Regions from separate parts of the Homo sapiens genome. Here all the other regions are linked to region 4. A link is a loop called in an ENCODE intact Hi-C map of the cell type or tissue named here. Cell type or tissue: PC-9. All regions are shown on one strand.

Evidence for each region. A loop is a pair of places that touch in the nucleus more often than their neighbours do. Peaks named below come from ENCODE experiments on the same cell type or tissue, not always from the same donor. Only the 100,000 strongest peaks of a DNase experiment are listed, where the experiment ranks them.
Region 1: a loop joins it to region 4, with 10 times the contacts of the local background. A loop is called at or near these places in 5 of 110 quality-filtered maps.
Region 2: it touches region 4 in a loop (5-fold over the local background); 2 of 110 quality-filtered maps call a loop at or near these places.
Region 3: a loop joins it to region 4, with 4 times the contacts of the local background. A loop is called at or near these places in 2 of 110 quality-filtered maps.

The regions. Positions count from the first base shown.
Region 1 is chr2:223,858,763-223,863,762 of GRCh38, forward strand. No RefSeq gene overlaps it. Among named protein-coding and RNA genes, the nearest start is that of AP1S3, 24 kb to the left of the region's middle. In PC-9, CTCF peaks have their summits at 1,433, 1,634, 2,899 and 3,123; DNase peaks (open chromatin) are centred at 1,479, 2,459 and 2,809; H3K27ac peaks cover 2,186 bases.
Region 2 is chr2:222,913,336-222,918,335 of GRCh38, forward strand. ACSL3 (acyl-CoA synthetase long chain family member 3) reads left to right here. Exons shown (of 17, transcript NM_004457.5): 5 at 2,984-3,161; 6 at 4,711-4,820. ACSL3-AS1 (ACSL3 antisense RNA 1) reads right to left here. Exons shown (of 3, transcript XR_923949.3): 3 at 3,319-4,454. Among named protein-coding and RNA genes, the nearest start is that of ACSL3-AS1, 3.8 kb to the right of the region's middle. In PC-9, CTCF peaks have their summits at 2,031 (motif pointing right) and 2,236; no DNase peak of the experiment used is centred here; H3K27ac peaks cover 2,789 bases.
Region 3 is chr2:223,260,747-223,265,746 of GRCh38, forward strand. No RefSeq gene overlaps it. Among named protein-coding and RNA genes, the nearest start is that of KCNE4, 210 kb to the left of the region's middle. In PC-9, no CTCF peak of the experiment used is centred here; a DNase peak (open chromatin) is centred at 2,485.
Region 4 is chr2:222,969,751-222,974,750 of GRCh38, forward strand. No RefSeq gene overlaps it. Among named protein-coding and RNA genes, the nearest start is that of ACSL3-AS1, 53 kb to the left of the region's middle. In PC-9, CTCF peaks have their summits at 2,144 (motif pointing right) and 2,343; DNase peaks (open chromatin) are centred at 2,131 and 3,691.

The DNA of each region.
Region 1 (5,000 bases), 890 kb after region 4:
AGGTTGCAGTGAGCCGAGATCGCACCATTGCACTCTAGGCTGGGCGACAAGAGCAAGACTCCGTCTCAAAAAATAAAATGAAATAAAATAAAATAAAAATAATAAAAGTTCTCTGATGGATAAAACCAGGGGCCAGTGATAGAGAATAATGGGGAAATCTACTGAGATGGGGGAATTCTGGGAGAGACTCTCTGAGGAAGAAACCTTTAACCTGAAGCCTGAAAGGAGACCAGCCAGGTGAAGGGTGTGGGAGAGACAGAGAGTGCCTGAGACTGAATGGAGGCAGGAGCAGGTGAGAGGAGATCCAGGGGAGGCAGGCCTGCTGGGCTGATACAGAGATGGAATTTTATTAGAAAACAACCTCTTTCTTTTAGCTTATTGTGCAGAATGGCACCCAAACCTCATTAGTCCTCATCAATAAAGAACTCGTGAACAGGACCCTGTTCCTTCCTCTCTCTCTCTCCCTCTTTTGAGACAGGTTCTCACTCTGTCACCTAGACTGGAGTGCAGTGGTGCAATTATATAGCTCACCGCAGCCTCAACTTCCTGCACTGAAAGGGTCCTCCTAACTCAGCCCCCCAAGTAGCTGAAACCACAGGCGTACACCACCATGCCCAGCTAAGTTTTCTATTTTTTGTAAAGACAGAGCCTCACCATGTTGTCCAGGCTGGTCTCAAATTCCTGGGCTCAAGTGATCTTCCTGCCTCAGCCTCTCCAAGTGCGGGGATTACAGGCATAAGCCACCACGCCCAGTCTCATTCTTTTCTCTTTGAATCCTTTCTCAAATGATGTCCCCCCTCCCAGGCCATGGCAGTGGGGTGCTTGCTTACCCGAGCCTCCCTGTGCAACACAGGAAATCATTTTCCTTGGGAGGTGGCTGGGAATGTCTTACATTTTCCATTTCTCCCATTTAGTCTTCATTGAACATTTGACTAGATGGTTCTCTGGCATAAAATCTACACTTTCAGGCAAAATGAGAGTCTGAATGCTCAGAGTTGGATATCTGGTCAAAATGAATCTCCCAGAGCACCACATAAATGTTTTCTTTTTTTCCTGAGACGGAGTTTCACTCTTGTTGCTCAGGCTGGAGTACAATGGCGCGATCTCGGCTCACCGCAACCTCCCCTTCCCGGGTTCAAGCAATCTCCTGCCTCAGCCTCCCAAATAGCTGGGATTACAGGCAAGCACCACCACGTCCGGCTAATTTTGTATATTTAGTAGAGACGGGGTTTCACCATGTTGGTCAGGCTGGTCTCAAACTCCCAACCTCATGTGACTCGCCCGCCTCAGCCTCCCAAAGTGCTGGGATTACAGGTGTGAGCCACCACGCCCGGCCCACATAAACATTTTCTATTTTTGTTCTGGACCTTAAGTACTAAGTTAATAGTCTTACGAGAGGCAGATGCAGATGACTTCCAAGGAAAACCAAGGCCATTTTAGGCCAAGGCATGGCAGTGGAGACCTCCTGTGTTCATTTTGAGTAATAGCTACCAGTAAGAGCCTTTCCCCACCCTCTGACCTAGAGAAAATAGAAGGCATTATGTGGGAAAATGTTCTTTATGAACCAGGGTTATGAATGAAGTTCTTAGAAACTTCATTAATTCATTCTGTAAGTATATTTTGTTGATGCCTTTCCAAACATTTCTATTTTTTTTTTTTTTTTTTGAGACAGAGTCTCACTCCGCCCCGCCTCTACTAAAAATACAAAATACCTGTAGTCCCAGCTACTCGGGAGGCTGAGGCAGGAAAATCGCTTGAACCTGGGAGGCGGAGGTTGAAGCGAGCCAAGATCACACCACTGCACTCCAGCCTGGGCGACAGAGTGAGACTCCATCTCAAAAAAAGAAAAAAAAAAAGATCCCCCTGAGGAATGTTCCTGGGTTCCAGATACTCTTCCTTTCTGGACCTTGATTCTCAGGCCCGCAGCTCCATTGGAGGGTGTCCCCCATGCTGAGCCATCCTGGCCACCCTTGGAGAGTGGGGCCTCATCCACACCTCCAACCCTGCTCATTCAGTCTTTATAGTTCCTTCTTCCAGGAAACTAGGGGGTAACAAGTATTCTAAGGGCTGGGTCAGATAACTGACTGGCACCACCCAGTACTAGCCTTTTGTAAAAACACCTTACATTCTTTTCTTTTCTTTTTTGAGACAGGGTCTCACTTCATTGCCCAGGCTGGAGTGCAGTGGCTTGATCTTGCTCACTGCAGCCTCAGTCTCCCAGGCTCAAGTGATCCTCCTGCCTCAGCCTCCTGAGAAGGTGGAACTATAGGCATGCACCATTACACCAGGCTAATTTTTGTATTTTTTGTAGAGATGACATCTCGTTATGTTGCACACGCTGGTCTCAAACTCCTGGACTCAAGCAATCCTACCACCTCAGCCTCCCAAAATGTTGGGAGTACTGGTGTGAGCCACTGTGCCCAGCCTCACCCTACATTCTTTTTAGGCCACAAACCAGGAACTCAGGATGCAACAACCAGTCTACATATGGCAACTTGCCACTGCGGGGTGAGCTTTGCCTTCCCGGTCACTTCCCACAAAGGCTCCTTCTCCTCCATCTCCTTCCACAGGGCAGCTTCAAGCTCCAGTTCATCCCCATTATCTCCAGTTGAAAGAAGGAAGCAGAAAGAAACCCATATTTATTATCCACCGTGGATACTAGACTAGCTACTTTACATGTCTTAATCTTTACATACATTATATTATTGCACACTGGTTTTGATTTTACAGAAAATAAAACCAGTGAATGTCCACAATGTTTGCATAACTTGCAAGTGTTAACATGACTAGTGAGTAGCAACACTGGAATTCAAACCAAGATAAGTCTGAGGCCAAAGTCCAAGCTCTTTCTACCCTAGGCTGTCATGAACATGTTCCTTAGCCCCTCCTTTTGGCCACCTCTGGGAGCTCAGAATTGCTGGGCAGGCAATAAAAGGATGTGTTTGGGAAAGGGAAAAAGTAGAATTTGAGGACCATTTTTTCACCTATAAAATGGGAATAAAAATAAATTCCTATTTCAAGGAGTTCTTAAAAGGATTAAATAAAATAATCCAGGTAAAGAATTTAGTACTTTGATTGGAAAAGAAAAACAATGTATATTGGGAATTCTTCTCCCCCTCTATCACCTTTACCTTCTCTGCCCTCTCTGGACTCAGGTGCTCACACAATAAAAGCAGTAACACTAGGCCATTTGGAAAAGGAGAGAGCAGCCTGCTTGTAAAGAAAGGTGACCAACTTTGTATCCAGACAGGCTTGGCCTCAAAGGAACACAACCTAAAATCATAGGCTGACAGCAAATATATATATATATATTTTTGAGACAGAGTTTCGCTCTTGTCACCCAGCTGGAGTGCAATGGCACGATCTTGGCTCACTGCAACCTCCACCTCCCAAGTTCAGGAGATTCTCCTGCCTCAGCCTCCCAAGTAGCTGAGATTACAGGTGACTGCTACTATGCCTGGCTAATTATTGTATTTTTAGTAGAGACAGGGTTTCACCATGTTGGTCAGGCTGGTCTCAAACTCCCGACCTCATGTGATTCGCCTGCCTCAGCCTCCCAAAGTGCTAGGATTACAGGCATAAGCCACCGTACCTGGCCTTTTTATTTATTTTATTTTATTTATTGTATTTTATTTTTTGAGAGAGATTCTGTCACACTCTGTTGTCCAGGCTAGAGTGCAGTGGCACAATCTTGGCTCACTGCAGCCTCTGCCTCCCGGATTCAAGCGATTCTTGTGCCTCGGCCTCCCATGTAGCTGGGATCACAGGCATGTGCCACCATACCTGGCTAGTCATTTATTTTTTAATATGCAATGGAAAATATTTCTGACACACACAGACTGTATTAGTCCATTGTCTTTCTCTTTCTTTTCTTTTTCTTTTTTTGAGACGGAGTTTCACTCTTGTTGCCCAGGCTGGAGTGCAATGGCACAATCTTGGCTCACTGCAACCTCTGCCTCCCAGGTTCAAGAGATTCTCCTGCCTCAGCCTCCCAAGTAGCTGGGATTACAGGCACACGTCACCATGCCTGGCTAATTTAGTATTTTTAGTAGAGACAGGGGTTTCTCCATGTTGGTCAGGCTGGTCTGGAACTCCTGACCTCAGGTGATCCACCTGCCTTGGCCTTCCAAAGTGCTGGGATTACAGGCGTGAGCCACAGCGCCTGGCCAGTATTAGTCCATTTTCATACTGTTATAAAGAACTACTTGTAGCTGGATATTTCCACAAGGTGGCAGGAAGGAGAAATGCCAAGCGGAGGAGGAAGAGCCCCTTATAAAGCCATCCGATCTCGTGAGAACTCACTCACTATCACAAAAACAGCATGGGGAAACCACGCTCATGATCCAATTACCTCCACCTGGTCTCTTCCGAGACATGTGGGAATTACAGGGATTACAATTCAGATGAGATTTGGGTGGGGACAAAAAGCTTAACCATATCACAGACTAAAAACATAATCATCTCCCAGGCATTCTTCCTTAAGAAATTTACGGAGGCCGGGCTCACTGCAACCTCCACCTCCCGGGTTTAAGAGATTCTCCTGCCTCAGCTTCCCAAGTAACTGGGACTAGAGGTGCGTGCCACCACGCCTGGCTAATTTTTTTATGTTTTGTAGAGACAGAGTTTCACCATATTAGCCAGGATGGTCTCGATCTCCTGACCTCATGATCTGCCCACCTCAGCCTCCCAAAGTGCTGGGATTACAGGCATGAGCCACTGCGCCCGGCCGAATCATGTTTTTTTGTTGTTCATTAAATTAACTCTAATAAGGGCCCTGATGGGGGAAAAAAAAAAAAAAGTTAAGTAGCTTCAAGACTTACTCAAAGCACACACACTTCCTTTTATGTTCTTTTCAGTATTTGGCTTCTAGACACTAGTGTAAACACGGGAATAAATTCTGTAATGGTGTTTTATTCTCTGAGATGTAACTGCTTCCCTGGATCCTGCTGTGACTTGGTTTTGAGACTTAGGCAATCGGTGTAAATAAATCCAGCACTATG
Region 2 (5,000 bases), 56 kb before region 4:
TTATTTTCTGATTTATTAGGACATTTGCATCATGCTATATGTAACAAATTATGGTCAGTCTCTTGGCTGGGATTTGTGGGTTGGTTATTATATTACTCTTCTCTTAGTTTCCCCTTCCAAACTGTCCCTCTCCTTTCATCCTATTTATTAAAGGCACTGCTGCATACCAAATTGTTGAAGCCAAAAAATCAGGGGTGTCTGATTTACATCCCTTACAGCCTCCCCCCGCCTTTTTTTTAGCAGGCCTCCTTGCTTCCACACTTGCCCCCAACTGTAATTCACTCACACACAGCATAAAAATGATTTTTCACAATTGTTAATCAGGCCACCTTACTCACCTGCTTAATAAGACCCGGACTTCTTTCTACAGTGCAGTTGAAGCATTGTGATTTTATGCTTAATCTCTGGAATGAGTTTGCCTGGGTTCATATTCTAGTCCCATTACTTATTAGTTACATGATTTTGAACAAGTTATATTTACTCTACATCTCCATATTCTCATGTGTAAAATAGGGATAATAATAGTAACAGTTTTTTACAGGTATGGTAAGAGTTTAATAAGTTAACACTTGCCGTGTCCTTAGCATGTAGTAAGCACTAATAAAGGTTAGTTACCCTCATTATCATTATCATGATTATTACAACTATCCAGATCTCTTGAATATTTTTACTCTGTGGCTCCCCTCAGAATAATTTTTTCATAGTGATCTTCAGTTGCAGAGAGAATGGTTAAATGAAGCCAGGTGTACTTTACTGAAGAAGACAGGAATGTGTGTAATTTTGAAATATTTCTAAATAGTGAAAGTAAAACAAGTCCTAGTGCTTAAAGAGGTTTTCAGTAGGAGACAAGATTACCACCTGTAAGTAGAGAGAAGGAAGGGTGGAAGGTGTGTGTGTACGTGTGTGTGTGTGTGTGTGTGTGTGTGTGTGTGTGTGTGTGTGTATTTTGAGACAGGGTCTCACTCTTGCCCAGGCTGGAGTGTAGTGGTATGATCATAGCTCTCTGCAGCCTTGAGTTCCTGGGGTCAGGTGATCCTTTTGCCTCAGCCTCCTAGGTAGCTGGGACGACAGGCATGTACTGCACGTCTGGCTAATTTTTACACTTTTTTAGACATGGGGTCTTGCTGTGTTGCCCAGGCTGGTCTCGAATTCCTGGCCTCAAATGAGTTGCCTGTCTCAGCCTTCCAAAGTGTTGAGATTACAGGCATGAGCCAGTGCACCTGCCCAGAGGAGGCTATTTGAATAGAGAGAAGGTTTCAGAGGTATTTCAGAGGGTGAGAAAACGAATAGACCAGGGATGTATGATAGGATTGCTTCAGGGTGTTGAGGTCCTAGATTTAATAAGGTTGGCTGTTCTGCAGCAGTGTTCAATGATATTGGCAAGGAATAAATAGTTTAATCTTGTCTTGGGCTAGCCATAGGGACAAAGTTAGGATTAGAAACTTTTCCAGCACAAATCAGATACAATATAGAGTGGGTAGTGTCCTCTAAATGTAATATTTATGAAAAACATAATTACTAGATGATTCAGTGGTTTAAAGAATTAAAATCATGAGATTCAGATTTCGTTTTATATTTTATTTTTTACATATGTGGAAATCTTACGCTCATTTGATTCCTTTGCCACATGGTGGCATCATTGCATGAGTTTACATATTTAGATTATATATCAAACACCTTTTCAGAACACACATAGTCTTTGAAATTTATAAATCCTGTCACTTACATATTAGAATCTGGAAGGTAGTGCATTCTTAACCTTTAGAGTGTAAAATTCTTAATAATTATAATCCAGTTCCTGCACATTTTGGCCAAGTTGTCATCTGTCTTCTAACCCTCACAGAGCTCCTTTTGAAGTCATTGGAGCTCCCTGTGCTGAGCATTTCATGGGGGTAAAGAGCAAGGTGAGAGTTTGGGACCAGTAAAGTAAATAAGTACCATCTTAAATGCAGTTGCTTTATCCATCAAAATAAAAATTTATTTCTTAAATGCGTAATTGCATGGGACACTAGATGGCAGCATTTATCCTTTTCCGTTTTTATCCAACCTCTTCTAGAAATTTCTTAAATGTTTACATTTATAAAATGAACATGGTCAGATGATTTTAAGGTGTTTGAGATGTATATTACTGACACAGCCATGTTTGGGAATTAATTACCTATATATTTTTGCAGAGAGAGGAGCTTTTTATACAGTCCGTATGTAATTAGGGATTTATGGTTTTGTCTAAGTTGAGGAAAATTTCTAAAGACAATATGTTAAAAAACTTCAAAAGGGAGTTTTTACTAATGCATATTTGGTATTACCAGCACTTACGATAAACAGATAAAATATTGAAAACCTGGCGGTGCCAGTAAGCATTTAAGGCTTGAATAGAGGGACTTTGAATAATATAACTAGTCCACCTGGTTATGTAAACAGAAACTTGTTTACTTTGCTTTTGCTTATCCAGAGTTTGGTATGGCAATTCAAGTTCAGCAATCATAAAGATTTCTGTTAGCTTGGATAGAGAAAGTTTCTGTGAATCATTTTATACCGTCTGATACTGACATTTAGGAATTCCTAAATAGAGAGAAATTAAAATTTTGGCATCTGCGGTACTTGGTACTAGGCTAAATATTAAGTTAACACCTACATCATTTAAATAGGTGAAATTTATAAGTAGATTATTAGTGTATGACCATTTGGCCAGGCAGTTGACCTTTACGAGCCTATCAAACTCTCAATATTTTTGAAAACCAAAAATAAAGCCAAAAAACCCCCCAGTTACAATATAAGATTTGAGTTGTTATAGAAGATGTCACAAAATAGCTAATTTTTAAAATAGATTTTTCACTCAAACTCAGTTTCTGGCTTTTTATTAAAAAGATAATTCTATGCAAACGTAACTTTCTGGTTCATCATAACATTTGGACGATATTCTGGTTTCTTCTGTAAATTATTATTTTGATTACATTAAAAAAATTTTTTTTTGTTTTATCAGGTTATTCTTGGACAGTATAATTGGCTTTCCTATGAAGATGTCTTTGTTCGAGCCTTTAATTTTGGAAATGGATTACAGATGTTGGGTCAGAAACCAAAGACCAACATCGCCATCTTCTGTGAGACCAGGGCCGAGTGGATGATAGCTGCACAGGCGTGTTTTATGTATAATTTTCAGCGTATGTAGACTTTCTTATCTTCTGGAAGAATGAACTTAACTGATATTTATTGAAATACTTTACTCTGAAGAGGTTAAAATTCTGATGTTAATTTTCACCCAGTGTCCAGTTAGTGGAGAACTCTGTTGTGACTTGGAATTTTTGGTTTATTTTGGAAAATAAATCAATTATATGACAAATTGTACCAATCAGTGTTGCAGTGAGGCTTGAACCTCTTCATGGGAGACTTTCAGGTCTTGAGAACTAGACCTACACTTAGGGGCCGTTGTTCCAATACCATTTCTCAGGAATCCTCTTTAGAAGTTACTGTCAATTTTGTTCTGTCACCTCTATCAGTAACAACAGTTGACCTCCGAAACACTTCCATACTGAAACCTGGTGAACTTCAAGGTGCAGGTTAAACAATAGAGTTTTCATATTGTAATTATCTGAATGGTAATTGTGGTGGCTCAGTCTGTGAGATAGTTCTGGAAGCATAAGTTCAGAGGTCTCGGTGCCAAAATGTGACAGTAATTTGTGGATGTTTAGTCTCATCCTTCAGATGAAACAGAAAATACACTTTCACCAGATTTCTTGCTGTAAATTCCTCCACCTTTTCTTTTTCTTTTTTTTGAGATGGAGTCTCACTCTGTCGCCAGGCTGGAGTGCAGTGGCACAGTCTCAGGTTACTGCAGCCTCTGCCTCCCGGGTTCAAGCAATTCTCCTGCCTTAGCCTCTCGAGTAGCTGGGACTGCAGGCGCATGCCGCCATGCCCGGCTAATTTTTTGTATTTTTAGTAGAGATGGGGTTTCACCCTGTTGGCCAGGATGGTCTTGATCTCCTGACCTTGTGATCCGCCCACCTCGGCCTCCCAGAGTGCTGGGAATATAAACGTGAGCCACCGTGCTAGGCCTCCTACACCTTTTCTTTTAAACAAACATTCCATTTTTGTTGTCACAGGTTTGGATTTACATTGTTTCTTTTGAGGAGCTTTAAAAGAATTATTTTCAAAGTCATTTTGTGTATCTTTTTTGAGTTAGGCAGAAAGTAAATAAAAATCTACACTATTCATGTTATGTAATTTCAGCATTTCAGAGAATGTTTGTCTTTAGATATTTTTGCTTGAGAATAAACGGTACTGCCACTTGTTTGTGCTCTTTTCTTGACATACACCGTAAATCTGACATTCAGTGTGTCATCCTATTTGTATATGTTCTTTTTCACATTGTAAAGCCAAGTGGCCAACAATTAAGAATTTGAAGTCTTAGAAATCAGTTATAATTCCTTCACAATGTGGTAGTCCCAGAGTAACATCTGTAAGTGAAACAAAATAAAAATTTAAATATCTTCATCTTTAAAAATTGGAAATCTTGGGGCATTTAGGGGAGGATGAGTAGGTGTAATGTTGATTAGTATGATAAGATAACTTTAAAAAACATAACACTTATAGACTGTGGATTTAACAGTTTAGGGCTCCTAATGCGTTATTATGATTCATCTCCACATTCAGAGACTTTACATTTGTAGTTAAATGTTTGAATATTTGACTGGCTGCTGCTTTTCCTTTTAGTTGTTACATTATATGCCACTCTAGGAGGTCCAGCCATTGTTCATGCATTAAATGAAACAGAGGTGACCAACATCATTACTAGTAAAGAACTCTTACAAACAAAGTTGAAGGTGAGGACTCTAGTTACTTTCTAACTGTCTGATACTTTAGAATTTTCAGTGTCATGAGCCCTATTATTGATACTTAGTTCTTTTATGACTTTTAAGTCCTTAATCTTTGTGGACTTTTATGAATATCATACTTTATTTTTTCCTTTAGAAAATAAAAAGTAGATTTTGTATATATTCATG
Region 3 (5,000 bases), 290 kb after region 4:
TCCCTTTTTTTTGAAGGTATTGTTTATTACTGTTAAGGAGATAATACATGCCCTGCACATTCCTCAGATGAGCTCATCTGATGTAAAATACAATGTTCCCCGTATCTTTTGTTCCCTGAATAACTCTATGATTTAAATGAGTGACTCAGAGGCAGAGAGGAAAGGAAGGAAGGGAAAGTACAATTTAAAAAATAACTACTTAACTCCTACTTCAACTTCAGTTCCTTGTTCGATTGTTTCTTTCTCAGAAAGAAACTTCTCTCCTAATTTATTCAGTTCACATCCCCCTATGAGAAAATATCATAGCACCATGGACTTTTCTTCTTGGGTTTTGTTACATTGCAGTTTCACTTTTTTTCAATGCCTTGTCAGTAGTGTCAGTCTCTACATCAGTCTAGGCTGTATGGCAGATAGACTTTAAGATGGACCCAAAGACCCCTGCTTCCTGGTATTCATGCTCTTGTGTAGTTCTGTTTCCTTGAGGGGCTGCTTCTATGAGATGCTTCTAAGCAATACAATATGGCAAAGATGATGATCTGTCATTGTTATGATTATGTTATGTATGATTGTAACTTCTGTCTTGTTAGCAAACTCTCTGCCATGCTGGCTTTGATGTACAAGTTGTTATATTGTCAGCTACCCTATGGATAGGCTTATCCAAAAAGGAACTGAAGAGAGCCTCCTGCTGACTGCCTGCAAAGAACGAAGGCCCACAGTCCAAAAACCTACAAGGAACTGAATCTTTCCAACAACTGCTTCGATGAACTTGGAAGCAGGTCCTTCCCCAGGCAAGTTTTCAGATGAGACCTCATGCTGACTGACACCTTCATTGCAGCCTTGTGAGAGAAGGGGAACTATGTATGAGACAAAAAGTGAAATATTTAAAAAGCACCAAGCATTTGATATAAATATATCTTCAAGTCAGACTGGAATGTTAGTCAGGAATAAAAGGTGGAATAATAAGGGTATTCTCCTCTTTCCAGACCTCATGATGCCTACACAGAGCTCAGTTATGCCTATTCTTTCATTTGCTATTCTAACCTCATGACGAGGGGTCTTAAAGAGAGGTGAGGAGGTAAAAATGAAAAGAATGGAATAATCCTAATACTATGGTTTGGGGGCCCTCTTCTGGGTGGACTGTGGGGATTTCAGGAGCCTAGATTGCTGCTGAAAGAAGTGCCCAGGAAAAACCATTCATCTACCTGCTGAGATCTCCCTTCCTGCCTGTCCAGCATTCTTAGTAGCAGATGGGACAGCCTCAGCACTATTATTAATAGTGAGAACTATTATTTTCACTATGAGACCTGCCTGCTCTGGATACAGCTTAGCAATTTTCAAATTCTCTCTCCCACAATCTAGTGTTACAACCTCCTACCTCTTTTCACCAGGAACCACGTCCTGCAGGGGTCAGTGAGGACAAATTAACTTTGCATTCGAGTGGCCTAGAGCCTTCTCCATGGTTCCATTCTCTTAAACACTGGGGTATGCTGTGCCCTTTCTTGAACTCTCCCTTTAGTGATTCAATTCAATTCAATTCAATTCAATTCAATTCAATTCAATTCAATTCAATTCAATTCAATTCAATTCAATTTGATTCGATTCAATTCAATTCAAAATGTTTACTGAGCACCTACTCTATGTTGGCTTAGTTTTAGGTATCTTGAATATATTTGAGAATAAAGCAAAAAACAAAGACAAAACCCAAAAAATCTTGCCTAAGCAAAAGCAGCGTATTTTCATGTATTTATTTACTTTTTTTTTTTGAGACAGTGTCTTGCTCTGTTGTCCAGGCTGGAGTGCAGTGGCATGATCTTACTTCACTGTAACCTCCGTCTCCCGGGTTCCAGCAATTCTCCTGCCTAAGCCTCCCAGGTAGCTGGGATTATAGGCATGTGACACCACGCCTGGCTAATTTTTGTATTTTTAGTAGAGACAGGGCTTCACGATGTTGGCCAGGCTGGTCTCGAACTCCTCACCCTCCTCGGCCTCACAAAATGCTGGGATTACAGACATGAGCCACCGCGCTCAGCCAAGCAGCTTACTTTCTAGTGAAATGTCTAGATAATAGATATACTCAACAACTTCAGCAAATAGAAAGGGTAAGAGTGATAGAGAATTAGTAACATTAGACAGTTTGAAATATTAAATAGGGCGCTTCAGATAAGTCTCTCTGAGAAGAAAGAATAGAGCAAATAGTTTATAGCAGTTGGACAGACAGGCATGTGGTTTCCTGGGGCAAGAGTGGTTCTGATGCTGTGGAGGCCCTAAGATGTCCTGTGTCTGGTATTTTTGAGAACAAAAAGGAGACGTGCCTGCCGGGAACAGAGGAAGTGAAAGAGAAGGTGGTGAGTGATGAAGTCAAAGAAAGGAGCAAAGCGGCAGACACGACATGTTCTCACAGGTGATTTATTCCTGGTATTTACTCTAATGAAACGCAGAGCCAGTGCAGGGTTCAGAAAGGGGAGCGTGACATGCACTAATTCACATTCTAAAAGGATGACTCAGGAAGGCATCCCTCTGTGCTGTCTGCCCTGGTCTCTGAAGAAGCCTGTTTTACTACCTTGTCCACCAGGGCTGCAGGTAGATGTCCATGGGCCCCGCCCGCAGTCTTGACCACCTGGGTCTCTTGTCCTCAAATGATGGACATGTCCACCTCCACCAGGCCCTCACAGCCACCACCTTTGCATTCTTCAAGGTGTCTGTTTCTCACTAAGTCTCAACCCAACCATGTCCATCGCCAGGCTCCTTATTTGTCTTGGGCATGGCGTCTTTATTGCTGCTCACCCCACAGCTCCCAAAGGTCCCCATCTCCCTTTCATCTACCTGCATTTTTCCCCACACCTTCCAGGTGAGGCTCATGCTTCATCTCCAAACACCTAAGGCCACAAACCACATTGAATTTTTTCCAGATTGCTTACACATTTTAATGAGACCTCCTTAGCTCAATTGTAAGTTTCCCTGATCCCAGCATATAATATGCCCCACACTGCCATCTTTGTCCATCAGTATTTATGTGTCTCAGGTGCTGTGCTACACACTACAGATAAAAGGTGAGAAAAAAACCACACAGACACTCTGCTCAAAGGGTTACTGCCTATATTAATTATTTATTGCTGTGTAACAGGTCACCACAGACAGTGGGTTTTTTAAAAATTTATTATTTCATGGTTTCTGTGCGTCAGGAATTTCAGCATGGCTTAGCTATGTCCTCAGCTTATTAACCTTCTGTCCATTTCCATTTTTCCATATAAGACCTTATGAAACAATTACATATAACTTTTTAACAAAATGTCTGTGAAACATATTATCTCTAATTTTCTTGAATGACAAATTGATTTTCTTGACAAGAAAGTGGGATTAATTCTTGTCTCATGCCATTGGTAAGGAGAAAAAAGTTTAACATCACATTGTCTTTGATAGAAATATTAACTGATACTCTCACGAATGATCCTTGGACATACAGATATGAATTAGATACATGCCCTAATAAACATATGTGTAGAAAATAAAAATGTTAAGATAAAGGCCCATGCTAGTAAAAGATCTTATATATGAAACACTAACTTGATTACATTTCAGATAGTGTAAAAGGCCAATCCACAGTCCATATAAACTTACAGGTTGAGTTTTATTTGATTATTGAAGTTGTAGGACCAACAGAAAGAGAGTTCTAAATTTTGTGTTTATTGACTTTAGCAAGTCCCTGGGTCTGTTACACCTACTGTTTAGTTCCCAGTCAAGTATAAGGTCCAATATTTTAAAATTCAATATTTGAAATATTGAAAATATTTGTTTGTGTACACACACAGACACACATGCATACCCATACACACAAAAGATAGCATACATTGGACCCATTTGATCACATTCTTTTATGGGGATTGAGTTTATCAATCTTAGCACAACCCAACACAACTGGCTGGGTTCAGGCCTCCTGAGTAGTTTCCCTGAGCTGAATGGTATATGAGTTGCTTAGGGTTGCCATGGCAGCATTCTACCAACTGGGTGGCTTAAACACCGGAAATGTATTGCCTCTCAGTTCTGGATGCCACAAGTCTGAAATCAAGGTATCAGTAGGGTTGGTTCCTTCTGAGGGCTGTGAAGGAGAATATGTTTCATGCCTCCTCCTGACTTCTGGTGGTTTGCTGGCAGTTTTTGGCATTTCTCTGCTTGTACAAGTGTCACCCTGATCTCTGCCTTCATGTCCACATGTCATATCCAGTCAGACTGGATCATCTTCCTACTCCAGTATGATAACCTCATTTCAGTTTAACTGATTACATCAGCAATGACTGTATTTCATGTAAGGTCACATTCAGAGGTTCTGGGGATTAGGGCTTCAACGTAATAATTTTGGTGAGGGTGACACAATTCAATCCATAACAGATGGGTTCATGGGGAAATGAGATGCTTGAGTAAAATAGTTGCTTGGATGTATTGAAATGGATTTGAATAAAACAAACTCATTCCATTTTTTTAATCCTAAATATTAAATCACAAACTATGAATGCTGGAGTTAAACAAATGGGGGTAAGAAAAACTTTATGCATATTTTCTTTTATCCACATTGAAATATTAATAATTTCTTTTGTTTTTTATTATTATACTTTAAGTTCTAGGGTACATGTGCACAATGTGCAGGTTTGTTACATATGTATACATGTGCCATGTTGGTGTGCTGCACCCATTATATATATAATTTTTAAAACTTAAGGATTCAACACTATTTGATATAAAAGATAGCCTCTGGCCTCACTCTTTCAGGTATGTCTGTGGAAGGCAGAATAATGGCCCACTAATAGTTTCTATATCCTAATTATGGGAACCTGTAAATATGTTACCTTTTATGGCAAAAAGGAGTTTGTAGATATGATTAAGGTTAAGGATCTTGAAAGAGGAAGATTATCTTGGTTTATTCAGGTGCATTCAACCTAATCATAAGAGTTCTTAAAAGCAGAAAACTGGCTGGGCACAGTGGCTCACACCTGTAATCCCAGCAC
Region 4 (5,000 bases):
AGCTCCTAGTAGCCTCTATTCTACTTCTCTTCTCCATTAATTTGCCTATTCTAGGTACCTCAGTGGAATAATGCAATATTTGTCCTTTTGTGTTTGGCTTATTTCGTTTAGCATACACACTTTGAAGGTTTATTCATGTTGTAGCTTACATCAGAATTTCATTCCTTTTTAAGGCCTAAAAATAATACATTTTCTGGGTGCTGTGGCTCATACCTATATTCCCAGTACTCTGGGAGGCCGAGGCAGGAGGATCACTTGAGCCCAAGAGTTTGAGATCAGCCTGGCAACATAGAGAGATCCCATCTCTACAAAAAAGTTTTGAAAATTAGCCAGGCATAGTGGTGTGTTCCTGTGGTCCCAGTTATTCGGGAGGCTGAGGCAGGAGGATCACTAGAGCCCGGGAAGTTGATGCTGCAGTGAGCCATGATTGTACCATTGCAGTCCCACCTGGGTGACAGAGCAAGACCCTGTCTCGAAAACAAGACAAAACAAAACAAAACATTGTATGTTTATCCCACATTTTGTATATTCATTAATCTGTCCATTGGTATTTGGGTTATTTCTACCTCTGGGTTATTGTGAATATGATGTTATGAACATTAGTGTACTAATATCTGTTGGAGTTTGTGCTTTCACTCTTAAGTATATATTCAGAAGTGAAATTACTGGATCGTATGGTAGTTTTATGTTTAACTTTTTGAGGAAACACCCAACTGTTTTTCACAGCATCAGCACACCATTTTACAGATCAGGAAAATGAGGTTCAGAGAGGTTAAACTACTAGCTCAGGATCGCATAGCTGGCCTCTAATGAGGATTATTAAATTTAGGTTTGTAAACAGCCTTCCATTTAGAGCTGGAATTCCCCTGTTCTATCCTATTTAATGAGCCATTCAAATCAAGATAGCTTTCTGTTGATGAGACTGGCTTTTCAAAAAGGCACAACTAGATTATAATCCAGAATGGGGAGGAAATAATGCTTTATTTTTTGTTTTGTGGCTGGATAGTGCATTCCATAAATGGGCTTTCAATCAATCTTTACTCTCTTCCCTTCCCTTTCTGATGCTAATTCATACATACTGGTCTAAAGTTTAAATTTACTTATGAGTCCACACTCTTTCTTCCATTTTCTTAACATATTACAAAAGCAAACAATCTCTTTGATCTTGGCTAAAATGATTCTAGAACTTTCTCACACCTCAGAAGTGCATGCTTCTTTCAAACAAACCATGTGCTGGTTACAAATCATGGCTCTTTGTCCACCGTCTTTCCCCAGGCAAGCTTGGGTGGCTGTAGTTAATATAGTTCGAGGGTCTTGAGGTAGTGGAATTGCTGTACGAACCCTTGGAGTGTAGAATTTTCACAATGAAGATGGATCTGGCCATTTTCCCCTCTTCAATCCCAAACACACAGGATGGAATCAGTGAGTTGACACTATGCATGGGTAGGCCGAGTAGGAGGGAAATTGTAAGGTGTGTGCAGTGGAATTTGGAGGGTCAGGTGGCCTTTCTTGTCCCAGACCTGCCTTCCCCACTAGGTGACTAGCGGCCTTTGTCTGCCCTCATTCTCCACCTCCTGCCTGTAGGTTGGCTGTTGGTCATTCGGGTCGGTATGACTGGACATTAGTGCTCCTCTCCCAGGAGTGTTTACATCTAAAACCTGAGTTCTGACAGTGGAATAAAAGGCATATTACAGAGGGCCCACCGGACTAGGGGGTGGTGTGCTGGCCTCACATGGTGCTGCTGAAATCATGCCTCCTAGGACAGCCCCTTTAGATACTGAAGACTCATCTTACCTGCTCAGTTTCCTGATTCAGAGAGTGAACTAGATGCTGCTGCTAAGGGAAAGACACTCTGGGAGAAGCCAAACCGCAAGGAGCCTTCAGTTCTCTCCTTACTGGGCCAGGAGGAGGAATTTTTTTTTTTTAACTGAAAAAGGGAATTACCAGCTTAAAACACAACCAAGAAGCCTTTAGCATTGAGGACTGGTGAGGAGAGGAGGTATTCATTTTGGTGTGGGGAGGAGACATCAGTAAGCTTTTCTTTCTCGTGTACACACACACACACACACACACACACACACACACGCTGGGACGTAAAAGACGTTTCAGTAGGTGTCATTCCCAAGCTGTCCACAAGATGGTGCAGAAACCCTGCTCACAGTCTGTCCTCCAAAGGCACCACCTCTGGAGTGATTTGCAGCCTCTGCAGGCTGCTGGTAAATTGAGGTTTGGAGAGCAGCATGAAGCTTTCACCGCGGTGAAGATACCTTTGACATTTTCGGGATTCTGATTGTAAATTCAATTAAAAATCGATTGGGTTCCAGTAAACAAAATGAAATGACAAATGTGTACAAAAGCTCCTTGTGCAGGGCTTAGCCTGGAAGAGAGATGGAGGTCATATAGGAAGGCGTGGAAGGAGACCTGGATAAGCTGCTGTGGGTGATACGACACCTCCTGTTCCTGGGGAATCTTGAAGTCTGCGGGGGGTTCAGCTGTGCATCGCTGGGCATTTACCGTGGATGGCACTCGTCTGCATGCTGTGGAGACAGTCATACGGAAGAGTCCCGGTCTTTAGAGAGCTTGAATCTGTCAAAAACTCATACCAGAAAAATAACGAGTGTGCCAGATGGTGGTCAGCACTACGGGAAAGATATTACAGCCGACCACTGGAGGTGCAGGGTTTCACTTTTAAATAGCGTGGCATCGGAGACCTCTTGGAGCCAGTGACATTTCAATAAGACCTGAAGGATTGATGGTGTGAGCCACGGGAGTTTTAGGGGAAGACCATTCTAGGCAGTGGGCACAGCAAAGGCAATGGTCCTGGGGTCGGGAGGTGCCTGGAGGAGGCATGGAGGACCCAGGAGGCTGATGTGGCTGCTGGGGCAGGTGAAGGGGCAGGGCAGGATATGAGTCAGAGAGATTCTAATGGGGGAAAAGCCGGAGATTTCGAAGCTGAGTGATCACACGAGACCTTGCAGCACAGTATAAGGACTTTCGACTTTACTTTGGAAATTGCTGGAAGCCATTGAGCGTTCTGAATAGAGGCGTGGCATGATCTGCCTTGCATTTTGTAAGGATCACTCCGGCTCTTGCATTGAGAAGGTCCTACAGGCAGGAGCCGAAAGACCAGTTAGGAGACAGCTGCCATGTCTGGGTGAGAGATGGTGGTGACCAGGCCCAAAGGGAATGACAGTGGAAGTGAAGAGAAGTGGTCAGATTTAGGATATCTTTGGAGCCAGTAGAGTTGATGGTAGATTGAATGAAAATTTGAGAGGCAGAGAGGGGTCACGGATGACTTTGAGGTTATTTCCCTGAGCAATTGGGCAGATGGAATGGCAATTAACTGAGATAATTTGGAAGGGCAGGTTTTTGGGGGAAAGATCAGGAACTCAGTTTGGGATATGCTGAGTGCGGGATGCCTTTCAGATGTCCAAATGGAGATGTTCAGATCTATGAAACTAGAATTCAGGGGCAGGGTCCAGTCAGATATAAATCTGGGAGTAGCAGGTCTGAAGATGATATTTAAAGGCATAGACTGGAGTGACAATGGGTAGACAAGAGATAAAGCCCAACACTAGTGCGCTCCAATGTTTAGAGTTTGGGGAGGTGTGGAGGAGCCAGCAGAGGTAACTGAAGAGGGTGGACCAGTGAGGTCGGAGAAAACTCATGGCCGAAGAATGTGGTGTCCTGGAAGCCAAGTAGGTAAAAGGCTGAGGAGGAGGGAGAGGTCTACATGTCAGCACGGCCAATGTTTGGGGCTGGATAATCCTTTGCTGTCAAAGGCTGCCCTGTGCATTATAGGATGTTTAGCAGCATTTTTGTCTTCTTCCCACTGGATACCAGTAGCACTTCCCTCCCTACTGTGTCAACTAAAAGTGTCTCCAGACGCTGAGTGCCACAGATCCCCAAAGGACAAAATCTTTTCTGATTGAGAGCACTGTTCTAACTCAAGAAGTGGAGAACTAAATTCTAGCACAGGAAGCTCTCTCTTAACCCAGGGCAGAGGAAGCTACTGGAGAGGCTGACATGTTTTGAGTTGAACTTGGAAGGTTGGGTAGTGTATTGACAGAGAGTAGCTGGGGTTGAGTGCGGAAGGCAGCTCAGCCTGGGAAAAGTTCCTGATGCTTGACAATGTCCCTGCACAGAGAACCAGCATCACTTTTTGAAGCCATGGAAATAGCGATATCATTTTTACCATCTCTTCCTTTAGGCACAGGCATGGTTTCCATGACATCTGTCTTCCCAACAAAGGAAAGGAGGTTAAATGAATTTTTTTTTTCTAAAATATAATTTAGGGAGATTTAGGCATGACCATACATGTCACACTATTTAAAAAATGTTATTAAAAAAAGAAAAAAAACTGCACCCCTGCCCTCCTCAGCTCTCCCACCTCCTACCCCTGGCATCTTTCCAAATTATAAATGAGAAGCTTGTCTTTCCCTCAGATTCCATATACGAGACCAAATTGTTTTTTTCCATCATTGGAATATAAATTATTGCTTTGTTTAAATTTGATTAAAAATCTCTCCCTTCCTTTCAACACACGCACAGTCATGTACACACACGCACACGCGCACACACACACAGAACTGAAATACAACTTTGGTTTTTTAAAAATTTATTTTAAGCATCTACTCCATGCTCATTAGGAGTTTTACTGAGCACTTATTGGAGCAATTCTTTTTCTGGACATTTAGCCAATATGTCCAGGGGACGCACTCATGTTGCATATATAAGAATCTCAACAGAAAAAGTATTTAGGGTGAGAAGGGGTAAATTGGGTTTCACTTTGAGAGGGGGGAGGTTTAGATATGACTCAAGGCCAGTTTAAGTGGAAAGTGTCAGGACTTTGGAAGAAAGGAAAGACTTTTGCAGCAGAGGAGAAGGGAAACTCCTGGGTAAATAGGAGGGACTGGCTATCAGCGTTATGTTATCTTCTTGAAACTTGCTGGGCAAACTTCCTAATGGCAAGTTATAAGGAAATGCATTAATTAATGAAC